2 separate regions of the Homo sapiens genome follow, and region 2 is linked to region 1. A link is a loop called in an ENCODE intact Hi-C map of the cell type or tissue named here. Cell type or tissue: right lobe of liver. All regions are shown on one strand. Each heading gives the region's core, and the rest is flanking DNA. Links, peaks and the distances in the headings are about the cores only. Region 1 overlaps FRMD4A (FERM domain containing 4A). Region 2 overlaps FRMD4A (FERM domain containing 4A).

Evidence for each region. A loop is a pair of places that touch in the nucleus more often than their neighbours do. Peaks named below come from ENCODE experiments on the same cell type or tissue, not always from the same donor. Only the 100,000 strongest peaks of a DNase experiment are listed, where the experiment ranks them.
Region 2: a loop joins it to region 1, with 2.5 times the contacts of the local background. A loop is called at or near these places in 13 of 110 quality-filtered maps.

Annotation. Positions count from the first base shown.
Region 1 is chr10:14,197,442-14,204,188 of GRCh38, reverse strand. All of the region lies in intron 2 of FRMD4A (FERM domain containing 4A), which reads left to right. Among named protein-coding and RNA genes, the nearest start is that of FRMD4A-AS3, 130 kb to the right of the region's middle. In right lobe of liver, for the core only: a CTCF peak has its summit at 3,333 (motif pointing left); no DNase peak of the experiment used is centred there.
Region 2 is chr10:14,321,896-14,328,642 of GRCh38, reverse strand. The region is part of intron 2 of FRMD4A (FERM domain containing 4A); the gene reads left to right. Among named protein-coding and RNA genes, the nearest start is that of FRMD4A, 5.7 kb to the left of the region's middle. In right lobe of liver, for the core only: a CTCF peak has its summit at 3,092 (motif pointing right); a DNase peak (open chromatin) is centred at 3,122.

The DNA.
Region 1 (6,747 bases), core at 951-5,950:
GCCTCCCAAAGTGTCAGGATTACAGGCATGAGCCACCACACCCAGCCTATAGTGATACCTCTAAGTGAGTCTCTCCTTTCTTCCTTTCGGTAATTTTTCAAAGCAACAGGCACCTGATTAAATAAGAAAGTTGACTAGCTTTTCTAATGCCTACTAATGAAGTGAAGAACTAAAGAACTTCTGTGATTTCAATGAAAGCCCTTCAGAGATGTTCCTGGGCTCTTGTTACTGACAATCTGTTGGGAACTGTGGGTCAAACTACGATAGACAAATAGATCTTGCTCCAGAGGAAGAACGATTGGCTGAGATAATACCTCAGGACAGCTGGAATAACTTTAGGCACAATTCAAATGAATGCTTTTCGAGGAGGAGCGTTTTAAAAGTCAAGGGAAGTTCTAATCGGATAGCAAGTCAGGATAGAGCATTCCCATTAGCATAATTCCCCTCCCAATAGATGCAGACATGGGAGAAAGGGGAAATTGCAAGTATTTCTAATGATGATGGGACACAGCCAGATGACAAGATGACAAACAAGGTGACCCCCGTGGGAAGCGCTTACTGATTCAAAAATTAAATAATGAAGGCTGTAAGAAAGTAAGGGCAAATTTAGCCGAGTTAATGTCTGTTCTTTAGGTTTATTAGAGAAGGGCAAAAGCCAGACACTTGACATTGTTATTGTTAATTAACTACCATTATCACCGCCTGCTTTCTAGTGTCTAGATACTTTCTGGAATCTAGTGTTATCTTCAGTCAAATGTTCATTGGATGTGCCCTGTCATGAGTGTGATATTGCAAAAACATTCTACATTAACCACTGCAAAACAGCGATGTAAATTTGGCTCACTCTAGGAGAGCCCATCTCTACCAAATGTTGAGATGGAAAATGGGGAAACGACGTTGTAGTCAGTTTCCTCTAGATCATGTCAAACATTCAAAGACTGATTATTTATTTAAAAAATCTATATATGCTGCAATAAAAATCTAAATTAAAAAAGTGAAGAAACAGGCAAAAGGACAGGAGAGGAGGCAGGCCAGTGAATGTGTAGTATACCACTGGATTTCTACACGGCCCTGGAGGTGTCAGACATAAACTTGAGTCTAAAATATTCAGCTTGTGGCCAGGCACGGTGGCTCACACCTGTAATCTCAGCACTTTGGGAGGCCAAGGTAGGTGGACCATTTGAACCCAGGAGTTGGAGACCACCCTAGGCAACATGGAAAAACCCTGTCTCTACGAAAAATACAAAATTAGCCAGGCTTGGTGGTGCCTGCCTTGTAGTCCCAGCTATTGTGGAGGCTGAAGTGGGAGGATCACTTGAGCCTGGGAGGTCAAGGTTACATTGAGCCATGATTGCACCGCTGAACTCCAGCCTGGGTGACAGAGAGAGATCTTGTTTCAAAAAAATAAAATGTTCAGCAGCCACTGCAAAGAGAGAACATCCAGTTATGTGATGTATAGTGACCCTAAAGTCAAAACTAACCAGGTGTAGCCAGTCGCGGTGGCTCATGCCTGTAATCCCAGCACTTTGGGAGGTTGAGGCAGGCAGATCACTTGAGGTCAGGAGTTCGAGACCAGCCTGGCCAATATGGTGAAACCCCGTCTCTACTAAAAATACAAAAATTAGCCGGGGGTGGTGCTGCTCACCTGTAATCCCCGTACTTGGGAGGTTGAGGCAGGAGAATCGCTTGAACCCAGGAGGCGCAGGTTGCAGTGAGCCGAGATAGCGCCACTGCACCCCAGCCTGGGCAACAGAGCGAGACTCCATCTCAAAAATAAATAAATAAGTAAATAAATAAATAACTAAAAACTAACCAGGTGTTTGAGATGAGGACCACTATTCCTATTCAGACCCTCCAAAGAGGCTTTTCTGTGTCTTTTCCCATCTGAGGGGATACCACCACCTTCTGTGTCATCACAAAGTCAGGCTGGGGCACAGACAGGAAGGCTTCTGCCTGGCTCTGCACTCCTGCCTGCCACTGTCTTGCAGCACACCACTGACTTAGTTTACCAGAATCCAATGGCTCTCCACGTGAATTTTTTTTTTTTTCTTGAGACGGATTCTTGCTCTGTGGCCCAGGTTGGAGTACAATGGCACGATCTCAGCTCACTGCAACCTCCCCCTCCCGGGTTCAAGCAATTCTCTTGCCTCAGCCTCCCGAGTAGCTGGGATTACAGGCACACACCACCATGCCCAGCTAATTTGTTTGTTTGTTTGTTTTTCAGTAGAGACGGCGTTTCACCATGTTGGCCAGGCTGGTCTCAAACTCCTGACCTTATGATCCAGCCGCCTCAGCCTCCCAAAGTGCTGGGATTACAGGCATGAGCCACCGCACCCAGCCTCCACGTGAATTTTAAAGACACGAAGGTCTTCCTTTATGGAATGGTTTGTGTGATCTGCCAGGAAGCAGCCCCCACAATAAAGTCATTTGCTACGTGTCCAGATAGGACCACAGCTCCAGAGAAGCATCAACCACAGGTCTCCCTGGCTTCTCAGAGAGGCATTTTGAAGGTTGGGTTTGGCAACAGCTGAAGCCAAGAGTAACAGCTTTCTCAGTTTAGAGAGGGGGTTCTCTCCTCTCAGACCACACTTTTATTTGCTGGACATTATGAAAAATAAATTATAAGGCAGAAAAGCGAATGGGAGAGGGAAGGCAATATTAGTACAACTCAGACACAGCTGTGTTTTTGTGAAAAGCGAGTCTGTATTATTTCCCCCCAAGTTATTCCTGCAGCAATACTTAGTAGTTCTCTTTGCAATGCCCCCAGAAGAGAATCCACTTCTCAGGCATTCCTAAGTATGTCAGTCAGGATCCAGTCAGGAGATGGAACCGACGCCAGTTATTCTAACCGGGAGAATTTGATATAAATCATTGCTAACTGGGTAACTTGAAAGGCAAAGAGAAGGGCAGCAGGGAATCAAAGAGGCCGCTGTTGCAGGAAGCAGCTACTCCAAGGACTGGCGAGCAAGAGGAGAGCTGGAATTATCAAAACGGAGAAGCTTGGAGGAAGATCCCCGTGAGCTGCAACTCAGACCTCTGGGGTCAGGGCTGCTGTCCGGTGCTGGTATCTCTGACCTGAGAGGAGGGGTCTGTGGGCCTGAACACTGAGCTCTGAGGAAAGGGCTCTGGCAGCTAGGGCTGGTGTCCAAGGAAGTAGGATGAAGCTGGCTCTGCCAGCACTGGAAAAATTGCTAGCTGGATTCAGCTGTTCCTGCAGCTGGCATTGCTGGAATGAAACGCTCCTGACAGGTAGGACCAGCCAGAATGGCTTCATGGGGACTGAACAGGAGGTAAACAGGAATAAATGAGCCCTCCAGCCTTGCAGTCTCCCTCCCACGCCCCCTACCGGCAGAACCTAGAAGAGACACTGGAGCCACGCTTCCCTGTAAGCTCAGCCCAAGCACCGGAAAAAAGCGCCTGGAAGGGCTGATTTGAAAAGGAAGAGCCATAGCTTGCCACTGGGACAGTGAACCACGCAGACTGTATGGAAGGTTCCAGAGAGAAGGCTGAGGAGGCTGAGGAGGCTGCTCACCCTGCACAGTGCTCAGCGTTTTATGATTCCTTTCCCTGCAAAATAAATCCCCATTGAACTTCTCTCCCTTAGTGTCTCTTCTCCACATCCCTGTCTGTAGCTCTCTTTCCTTTACAAAATGATATCACCTGAGGTCAGGAGTTCGAGATCAGCCTGGCCAACATGGTGAAACCCCATCTCTACTAAAAATACAAAAATTAGCCTTGCAAGGTGGGGGTGCCTGTGGTCCCAGCTACTCTGGAGACAGAGGTGGGAGAATCACTTGAACCTAGGAGGCGGAGGTTGCAGTGAGCTGAGATTGCACCACTGCACTCCAGCCTGGGTGTGACAGAGTGAGAGTCTGTCTCAAAAAAATAAGAAATTATATTAAACTATCAGGTGCTAATCTTCCAACCCTGAGTCCATCCCCATCAGTAAAAGTTGTGTCAGAGTAGATTTTAAATATTTTCAACACAAAAATATAAGGCCTGGCACAGTGGCTCATGCGTGTAATCCCAACACTGCGGGAAGCTGAGGCAGGAGGATCACTTGAGCCCAGGAGCTCATGGCTGTAGTGAGCTGTGATTGCACCACTGCACTGCACTCCAGCCTGGGCAACAGCAAGACCCTGTCTCCAAAAAAAAAAAAACAAAACAAATTAATAAATAAGCAAGGTGATGGATGTGTTAAGCTTGATGTAATCATTCCACAATGTAAACATATACCAAAATATCACATGTGCCCCATAAATATATAATATATGATTATTTGCCAACAAAAACATAATTTTTAAAATTTTAGTAAAATTTTTAAAATTATTCATGTCTTTCTTAAAGGTAGAGGAAATAATAAAGTACATATTATGTCAAAATTAATGTCTTTTATTCACATCAATATAAAAAAGAATGAAAGATTAAGATTAAAACTAAATATGATGAGATAAATTTAAATTTAGAAATTAAAAGGAATAAAAGGTAAATGTCTAAAATAACAGGCACGGTGGCACACACCTGTACTTCCAGCTGTTTGGGAGGCCAAGGCAGGTGGATCACCTGAGGTCGGGAGTTTGAGACCAGCCTGGCCAACATGGCAAAACCCTGTCTCTACTAAAAATACAAAAATTAGCCAGACGTGGTGGTGGGTGCCTATAATCCCAGCTACTTGGGAGGCTGAGACAGGAGAATTGCTTGAGCCCGGGAGGTGGAGATTGCAGTGAGTTGAGATTGAGCCCGGGAGGTGGAGATTGCAGTGAGTTGAGATTGAGCCCGGGAGGTGGAGATTGCAGTGAGTTGAGATCACGCCACTGCACTCCAGCCTGGGTGACAGAGTAAGACTCTGTCTCAAAACATAATAAATAAATAAATAAATAAATAAATAAATAAATAAATAAATAAAATAAGACACTTAAAAATCAAGCAGTAGAATTAATGCAAAATGATAAAGAATAAGTTACAAATAAGCATTAAAATGATAGCCAGAAAGCAAATGAGATTAAAACTTTTAAAAATGGAAACAACATAAAAATTTTAAAACCAACCAGTAACACTATAAAACCAGTAAAATTAAATTACTTTGCTTTTTGGATAAGAAAGGAAGAAATGGACTGGATAAGAAAGGATAATTAATTTTAAGAGAAAACACGGAAAGGTAAGATAGAAACAAGGAGCTTAAATGTAACCATAAATAATAATAATTATCATGTACTAAGCATTTAAAGATGAATGACAAGCCCTCTACTGAGTACTTTGAATGTAGTGTCTCATTTAAACCTCACAATAGCTCTGTAAGGCAGATGCTATTGTTATCTTCATATTTTATAGATGAGAAAACTGAGACTTAGAGCGGTCTCGCAGCTCATAAAATGCGGAGTTGGAATTTAACTCGGCCAGTTCTCTCTAGATGGAGAGCTGGAGTTTTGTAGGAAAGCTATAAGATAACGCACCGTGGATGGAGGAAGAGACAAATTCAAGGTAATCAGTACATGTGATGTCAATGAGATCCCAAAGTAATACTGAAATACTGATTTGTTCAACAAAACATATCTGTGATAAGAGGACAATGAGGGCAAAGTCAGAAAAGAGAGCAAGGAGGAAATGAGAGGAAACAAACTGCAAAACTCAAGGATCCAGGGAATCAGTCAAGTCTCCTGTGAAATTGGCTTGCTCCTCAAAGCCCTCACTTTCCCTGGGATGCAGCCTCCTGGCCCCCTGGACACTTCCTCTGCCTTTGCTTCCTCCTCCATGAAATTGCCTAGGCCCCTTCAGTAAACCTTGTTTCTATTCCGCCTGGCCAAGAACCATGTGCCGCTGCCTAGTAGCAATTGCATGGCAGTTGCCTCAACATCCCAGGTCTCTCCAGCCCGATGTCCCAATGAGGTCATGTGGGCGGGAACATCCCCATCACTCTCGCTCCAAGACTCTGTGCTGACACAAGGAACGCAGTCCTTGAGGAGATCTGTTCCTTAGTTATATCTGACAATCCCAAGTAAATGATCTATGAGCCCGAGCAGCTACTCCCCACTGGTATTGATTCCTTTGATTCGTGCCACCATCTCAGCTAATACGCTCTGGGAGAGTAGTTTGAAGGTCTGGGCAGGCCAGGAAACTGCAGGCATGTTTCCTACTAGGATGTGCTTTGCTGGATGGAGGATGAGCACTGGAAAGCACCACATTGGCCAGGTCTGTCCTGCGGACTCCCAGCTCACCAAAGAGCCAGAGCGGAAACTCCAGGCAAGCAGTTAGTGCTGGTATGACACATGGTCAGTGATGGTCAGTGATGAATAAGTAGAATATTCTGTCTCGTGGAAATTACTGTGGGATTTGTTTTTCAAGGGTTGCATAGATGATGTGCTCACTTTCTAGGATTTAATAATTATGGACAAACGTCTAGGCATTAGTGCGAAGTTGGCAATTTGAGTGCCAAAGTTTACATGTATGCTTGCATGTAGAACATGCAAGACAATTGAATGAAATAATAATTTAATAGTACAGTGGATTTGTCATAACTAGAGTGATCCTGGCCAGGCACGGTGGCTCACGCCTGTAATCCCAGCACTTTGGGAGGCAGAGGTGGGCGGATCACTTGGAGTCAGGAGTTCAAGTCCAGCCTGGTCAATGTGATGAAACCCCATCTCTGCTAAAAATACAAAAATTAGCTGGGCCTGATGGCGGACGCCTGTAATCCCAGCTACTCGGGAGGCTGAGGCAGGAGAATTGCTTGAACACGGGAGGAGGCTG
Region 2 (6,747 bases), core at 942-5,941, 120 kb before region 1:
CACACACACACACACATGCATATGTATATTATATTATCTAGTACACTAACAGAAATAAATCCTGCATCGTGTTAATATAGAGGAGAAAAGTTTTCTTGAAAAATATCTTTAGGGAGAGTTAGACCCGCTTGTCTCAGCCTCCTACTTGGACCTTTCTTCTATACTTAGAAGAAAGATGTGTATCTGCTTTATTCCAAGCCCCTAAGCATGAATCCTTGGTATCCAAATTAAATGAATAGCATCCATTTCTGCTGTTATACACCCCCCCCCCCCACCCACACACACACACAGGCTCTTCTGGTCCTGGGTCTTCCACATATTATGGCTGCTGTCCTGGTAGTGTCTACATCTCAGACTTCACCTTCCATTTGTCAGTGGCCTCTGCCCTTAGATCTGTCCCTGGCACTCTCCTCCTGCCCGGAAAAAAGGATCGTGTTCTCCTCTCTTGGAAACCAGGGGAAAGAGCTCTTGACACCCTGATGGACCGTTTGATTAAAGAACCCTGGAGTACCATGTGTAATCAAAGTCTGTATACATTTTCTGGTTCATGTTTAGTTCAGGGAAATTTTCCCCTATGGACTTTGGTGCTATTTTTTTTCCTTTTTAAGGGTAAACCCCAAAGTAATTGCTTCCCTGACATCTTGCATGATGCATCTTAAAATTTATAAGCAAGCCGAGGAGGAAAGAAAGGAGGAAAAGAGGCCATTTAGCGGAGTTGCTTTGGCTGTGAGTTCAGGAAGGAAGCTGTAAACATTATTATTTATGAGCTCATTCATCAGCCAATCAGTTGTCAGTATTTATCGCGTGTCTGCTCACTGAGGAAAGTAGCCTGGCATAACAGCAAGAGCCAGAGCTCATAAACACACAGTCTGTGGGAGGCTGATACCAGGTTGGTGGATTGCAGTTCTGATTTTGTGCTATGGAGTCATCGGGGCTAAGGGGTAGGTGGGGAGATGATCTGGCCACACCCCTTGCTTTTGGATAAGGAGACACCCAGAGGTTACATTCAGCTTAGATGCTAAATGCTTCAGGGCAGAGCATGTTTAATTGGTTACAGAAGCGGCCACAGAGTCTGGAGGGTTGGACAGCCCTGTGCTCCATTCTAGCCTTGCCACTCATTGAGTGATCCTGGGAATGTCCCTTCCTTTCTCTGCCTTGGTGATGCCATTTGCTAACTGAGAGTGCTCTCTGATGTCTAGGTTCCCTTCCATTCTGTTAAACACAATTTAAGATCTCTAAGAAACAGTGTACAGATGAAGTTCCAGGATAGCCAATTCGAGGGCTTTATTTAGCGTTATGTCTCTATTTCCAACCTTGCACATGAGCAGTATTGCTATGAAAATGGTGGAGTGTGTTCCCACTCTGGCTTTTATGCTAGGGCAGATATGTTTCATATTATTAGCTGACACGGATGATCATTAGTGTTCATTCATACTCTGCCATCAGGAGTCTACCCCACAGGAACCTAAGTTGGTCCATTGGACAAAAGCCAATGACTTTTGAACAGTGTCTCAGAGGCCTTTTCAAGCTAGGGCTGGGTTGCGGTCAGCTGGGAGGGGTCCCAGGTGGTAAGCATGCCTGGACCATCTTGAGGTGGGAGGACCTCACTGATTCTTTCAACGGACAGCTCACAGAGGGCAGTGATGCCTCTCCACACAGGACAGAGCCACTCATATGACCACGGAAGGGGGGACTTGGAGAGAAGACACATTCTGGTGGTGGAGATGGCCTTTTAGGCTGTTGAAAAGCTGCCTCTCCCATCTTTGCAAGAATCTCAGGCAGCGAAAGAAGATACTGCTGTGTTCACCAACCCGTGAGGAGGCTTCAGATTGATGTGACTAATTGTAGAGCGGGAAGCTCTTGGCTACGTGTCATTTGTTGAGGGCGTGTGAGTTCAGGGAAAGCTGCAAGGGCTGGAACATGCTAGAGCCGAGGATTAGTTTATCTTTAGAGCCAGGATAAGGATGAATAACCAAGGGGCTTCAAGGGTGTTATGATGCCATTTCGGTTCTTAGATTATAAAGGCTCACCTTCAGGACAGCTAGATTAAAATAGTTTTTAATGGAAATTAACTGGATAATAAATAATGCAAATTAAGCTTTTCTATAAATGAAGTGTCTTTAAATACATTATCTCATTTAATTCCATCCATGACCCTATTTTTAAGACCAAAAAAAATCTGATAATTAGAATTTGGGAAACTGTCAATGGTCACATAAGTGAAACTGATGAAGCAAGTTCTCAAAATCTCGGTCCTCTGAGTCCCAAGCCAGTGCTTTCTCTGACAGCATATCAAAGCTCAACAATTTGACTTCTAGGACCTTCTAACACTTTGGATTCGCTCCTGAAGTTAGCTCCCCTCTGAACCAGTCAGCATTTTCTGTGTTTCCAGGTGAGGAATCCTGTCTTTCTGTTAATCATCTGTTCTTTTCCATATTGAAGTGTAAAATAAAAAAGGGATACCACAAGTCTGGCTCAAGATGTCTGGCTTGACTCTAGCAAGAAAAAATATTTTTTTATATCGATGAAATAGCTGCCATTTTTTCAAGGTTCTATTCTCTCAGACTCTGTTTCTAGGAAATTACTGAGAGTCATATTTTATAACATAAAAAATTAAATGTATAAAAACTCAATTCACAAGTCAGAGAAGTTAGTGGGTGATTAACCACAATGAATGAAGAATGTCAATTGGATTATCCTGAAGTTTCTTTCCATTCTAAATATTTGATTTCAGATTTCTGGGCTTCTTTTGAATAGACCAGCTCCCTTGTCTATGTTTAATAGATTTCAATGGGTAACCTGCTGTTCTATGAGTTTATCTCCCTCATTTCATTTCTTTATAAATTCTTTTCTAAGCCATTTTCCTCCTTTGGACAATTTCCTTTTTAACTAACCAACAAATATTTGCTGAGTATCTACTTTGTGCAAGAAGAGTACAAGGCAGTGACTGGCTTTAGCATACTTACAGTCTAATTGTCAAGACAGGTTGGAGATACGCAGGAACTGTAACAATGAGAAATTTACAGGACGTCTTCAGAGAATCACATAAGAACTATAACAAAACAGTGCCTAACTCATCACCAAGTGAGCCCTAGGGGGCGCTGGTTGTCAGAGTGGATGAACTTGTTCTTGAAGTTCAAGCAAGATGTTGAGTGATGGATGAGTTAAGAGAGCAGATTTGAGGTGAGGGGAGTGGTTGAATACAACAAAGTCTGGATCTTGTTTGGGAGACGGGGAGTAGACTGGTTTGGGCAGATTTCCTGTAGGTGACAAAGGGTTGCAAGATCAGAAAGGCCAGTTGGAGATGTGATCAAGGTCCTAGTTCTATTACTATAATCTAATCCTTCTCTACATTTGACCTGTGAGAGGTCTAATCTGATAGATTCAGATTAGATCCTGAAAAGAGATTCAGAATTTGTAATAAGCCTATGGCTTTTCCGCAGATCCCAACTGTCAAAAAGCATAGAATAAAATTGAGTTTTGTCTTAAGGACTCTTGCTCTTACATTAATAATCTCTATGTTTTTCAAAGTGCGTTTGCAGATGTTGTCCCACCGGATGTCCTCAACACTCCAGGCAGGTTAGGCAGGACATCTTCCTATTATATGGTGAAGTTGGGGTCCAGAGAAGTCAAAGGGCTTGCCCAAGATGACTCAGATAATTTGCGATAAAATTTAGATACAGGCCAGGTGCGGTGGCTCATGCCTGTAATCCCAGCACTTTGGGAAGCTGAGGCAGGCAGATCACCTGAGGTCAGGTGTTTGAGACTAGCTTGGCCAACATGGTGAAACCCCATCTCTACTAAAAATACAAAAATTAGCAAGGCGTGGTGGGGTGCACCTGTAGTCCCACCTGCTTGGGAGGCTGAGGCAGGAGAATCACTTGAACCAAGGAGGCAGAGGTTGCCGTGAGCCGAGATCGGCGCACGCCACTGCACTCCAGCTTGGGTGACAGAGCGGGACTCCATCTCTAAATAAATAAATAAATAAATAGCATTAAGATAGTACTCAAGTTTTCATGATGGTTCATGCATATGTTTGAAAAAAAGTGATATTGACAACTTTTATGGAAATTTGGAGAATAATAATTACATAGTAATACAGTGAAGCCACCTAAACCACTGTATACAGAATGGGGCCATCCAGGCATGGGGCCCAGGGGAGAGGTCCTAGATATTTGGGTCTAAGGGCGAAACTAATATTTAGTATCATCTATCTTTCTGGTTTATTCATAAGTAAGATAATTGTCAAAAAGTCCCTGAGAAATGGTCATGTCATTGTTACCTCCAAGTCAGTGGCAAAAACCCTTCTTAAGCTTAAATTATTGCACCCAAGGTAAAATTTCCCAATGGGTATCTTTGAGATCTTGCTATTAATATTTTTAGTTACTATTTAGTGTACAAATTTATCTGTTTCAAATGGTGAAATTTGAAATCCATAACTGTAAAACTAACTCAGATGATTTTTTGCTAAATATATTTTTATTTCATTTTCTGCTGGACCTGTTTCTGTTAGTCTAATCGACAGAGACTAACTCAAACTGCTAGCATTGGCAGAAAGGGAAACTTACTGACTGATGTGACCAGGGAGTCTCAGGAATAAAAGAGCTCCAGGAGAAGCTGGATCAAGGACTTTGCATGGTGGCATCTGAACCCTGTTTCTCTGGCTCTGCCATGTCTTGGCTCTGCTTTTCTTTGTGTGGACTTCATTTTCTGGCAGATTCTTCTCCCAGCAGCTCTAGGGTTACTTGTTCTTAGAGTTAGTGAATGTAGGTAAATGAGCAGGACTCTCTTTCATGGTCATCTCTTACAAGCTGTCTTTGGATCTCTTGAATAACAGGCTCTTCGCGGGCCAATTACTGGGTACAGAGATGGAGATTTCTGACTAATCAGGCTGGCTAATGTGTCTAGACCTACTGAAAGGAAGGAAGGAAGTAATCAACTGGCTGATAACTCTGTCTGAATTACATGGGGTGGGAAAAGCAGGTTCCAAAAAAGGAAGAGCTGTATTATCAGGAGGGAGGATGCTATTTTATCAGAAGGGGATGCTAGGAAGGGCAAAAAGGATAGATACCCATTACAGTTGTCTGTGCATCTTGTATACCATGATAGGTAATCTGCAAAACTAGTCAGGGAGGTAAAGCATCAGTGAATCCCAAATCATGGCTTCAATTTTCCTCAAAATAAATATAAATGGAGAAGCACAATTGCCTAAATATTTTATGCTAGTTTGAACAAATCTCACCGTCTGTAAAATAAGATAATAATAGCTACCATGTAAGATTTGGGATAATTCAACCAGATATGCATGTAAAGTTCGTAGTGCTATTTTTGGCCCAAAGCAAATAGCACAGTATATACTAGTAGTCCCTTCCTTTGTCTTAAAAAGATATGAAATGATTGTCTACCTGAATTCATCTCATGCAACTCTTACATGAGACAAAATCCATCTAAGAAACAAGTTGCCCAGTTCTGTCTTTCTCCATCCCAGTCTCTGGACAATGAGTGACCACCTCTGGACAATCAGCTAACGCTTTTAGAAAAACAGATGTTCCTGTGGCCATGTGAGCCATTCTAGTTATGAGCAAATTTAAATTTGCATTCCTATCTTGAATAACTCACAAAATTTTCTTACCCTTTGAAGGGAGATGACTAAAATATGGGCTGCAATATGTTCTCTCTGGCAAAGGCAAAATGCGTGCATTTTACACATGATGGGGCAGCTATGAGTGCATCTCTGCTAAAAATTAATTGTACAGCAGCTTTGCAAAGTATAATAGTGGTTTGGAGAACATACATTACTGGTGCAAGTAGCAGTTTCTCATTGGCTTCTATGCCAGAATATGAAGCTTAATGGAACATACGGTATTTAGCCTGGTAGTAATCAAAGGTCCCGGAAACATGCTCTACCAAGACCATGTGGTTCGTATCAAGTGGGGAGAGTGAATTCCAATGTCAAGGAAACACTGGCCTGCAACTTCTGTTGCATTGTGATGAGTGCTTTTTATAATCCTGGATATTGAAATCTTAGCCTCACAGTCTGGACCTGAAGAAGCAATTTCCTGAATGGTAGATCCAATTCATCTTTCCAAGTACATCATGCACACCCATGGTTTTCCCTGTCATCTGTACGCTAATGGCTCCCAAATCATGTCTTTCACTCAGGCCTTGCCCCAAGCTCCTAGTAACTGCAAGTCCAAATGCTTTATCAGATTTATTCTCCTGCTTGTTCCACAGGTATGTGAAACTCAGAACACCTCAGCCCAGCTCAAATGTAGAATTTATGGTCTTCTCCCCAACCTTAGTTGGTGGTGGTGCCTTTGTGCTTGTTATCCTGGGATTAGCCTTGGAGTCCTTGCTTTCTGTCATCTACCTGGTTCAGCTAGTCATGGGCCATGCTGCTTCTGCTGCCTCAGTTTCTCTTGAATCTGGCCCCTCCTATGTACTCACGTCCCCTGCCTTAGTCCAGGCCTCTACTCTCTCATACCTAGTGTAGTAGTTCATTCTTGCATTGCTATAAAGAAGTACCTGAGAATGGGTAATTTATAAAGAAAAGAGGTTTAATTGACTCACAGTTTCGCAGGCTGTATAGGAAGCCTGGCTGGAGAAGCCTCAGGAAACTTACAATCATGGTGGAAGACGAAGAGGAAGGAGGCACATCTTGCATGGTGGGAGCAGGAGGAAGAGGGAGCAAAGGGGGAAGTGCTACACACTTTGAAACAACCAGCTCTCATGAGAACTCACTCACTG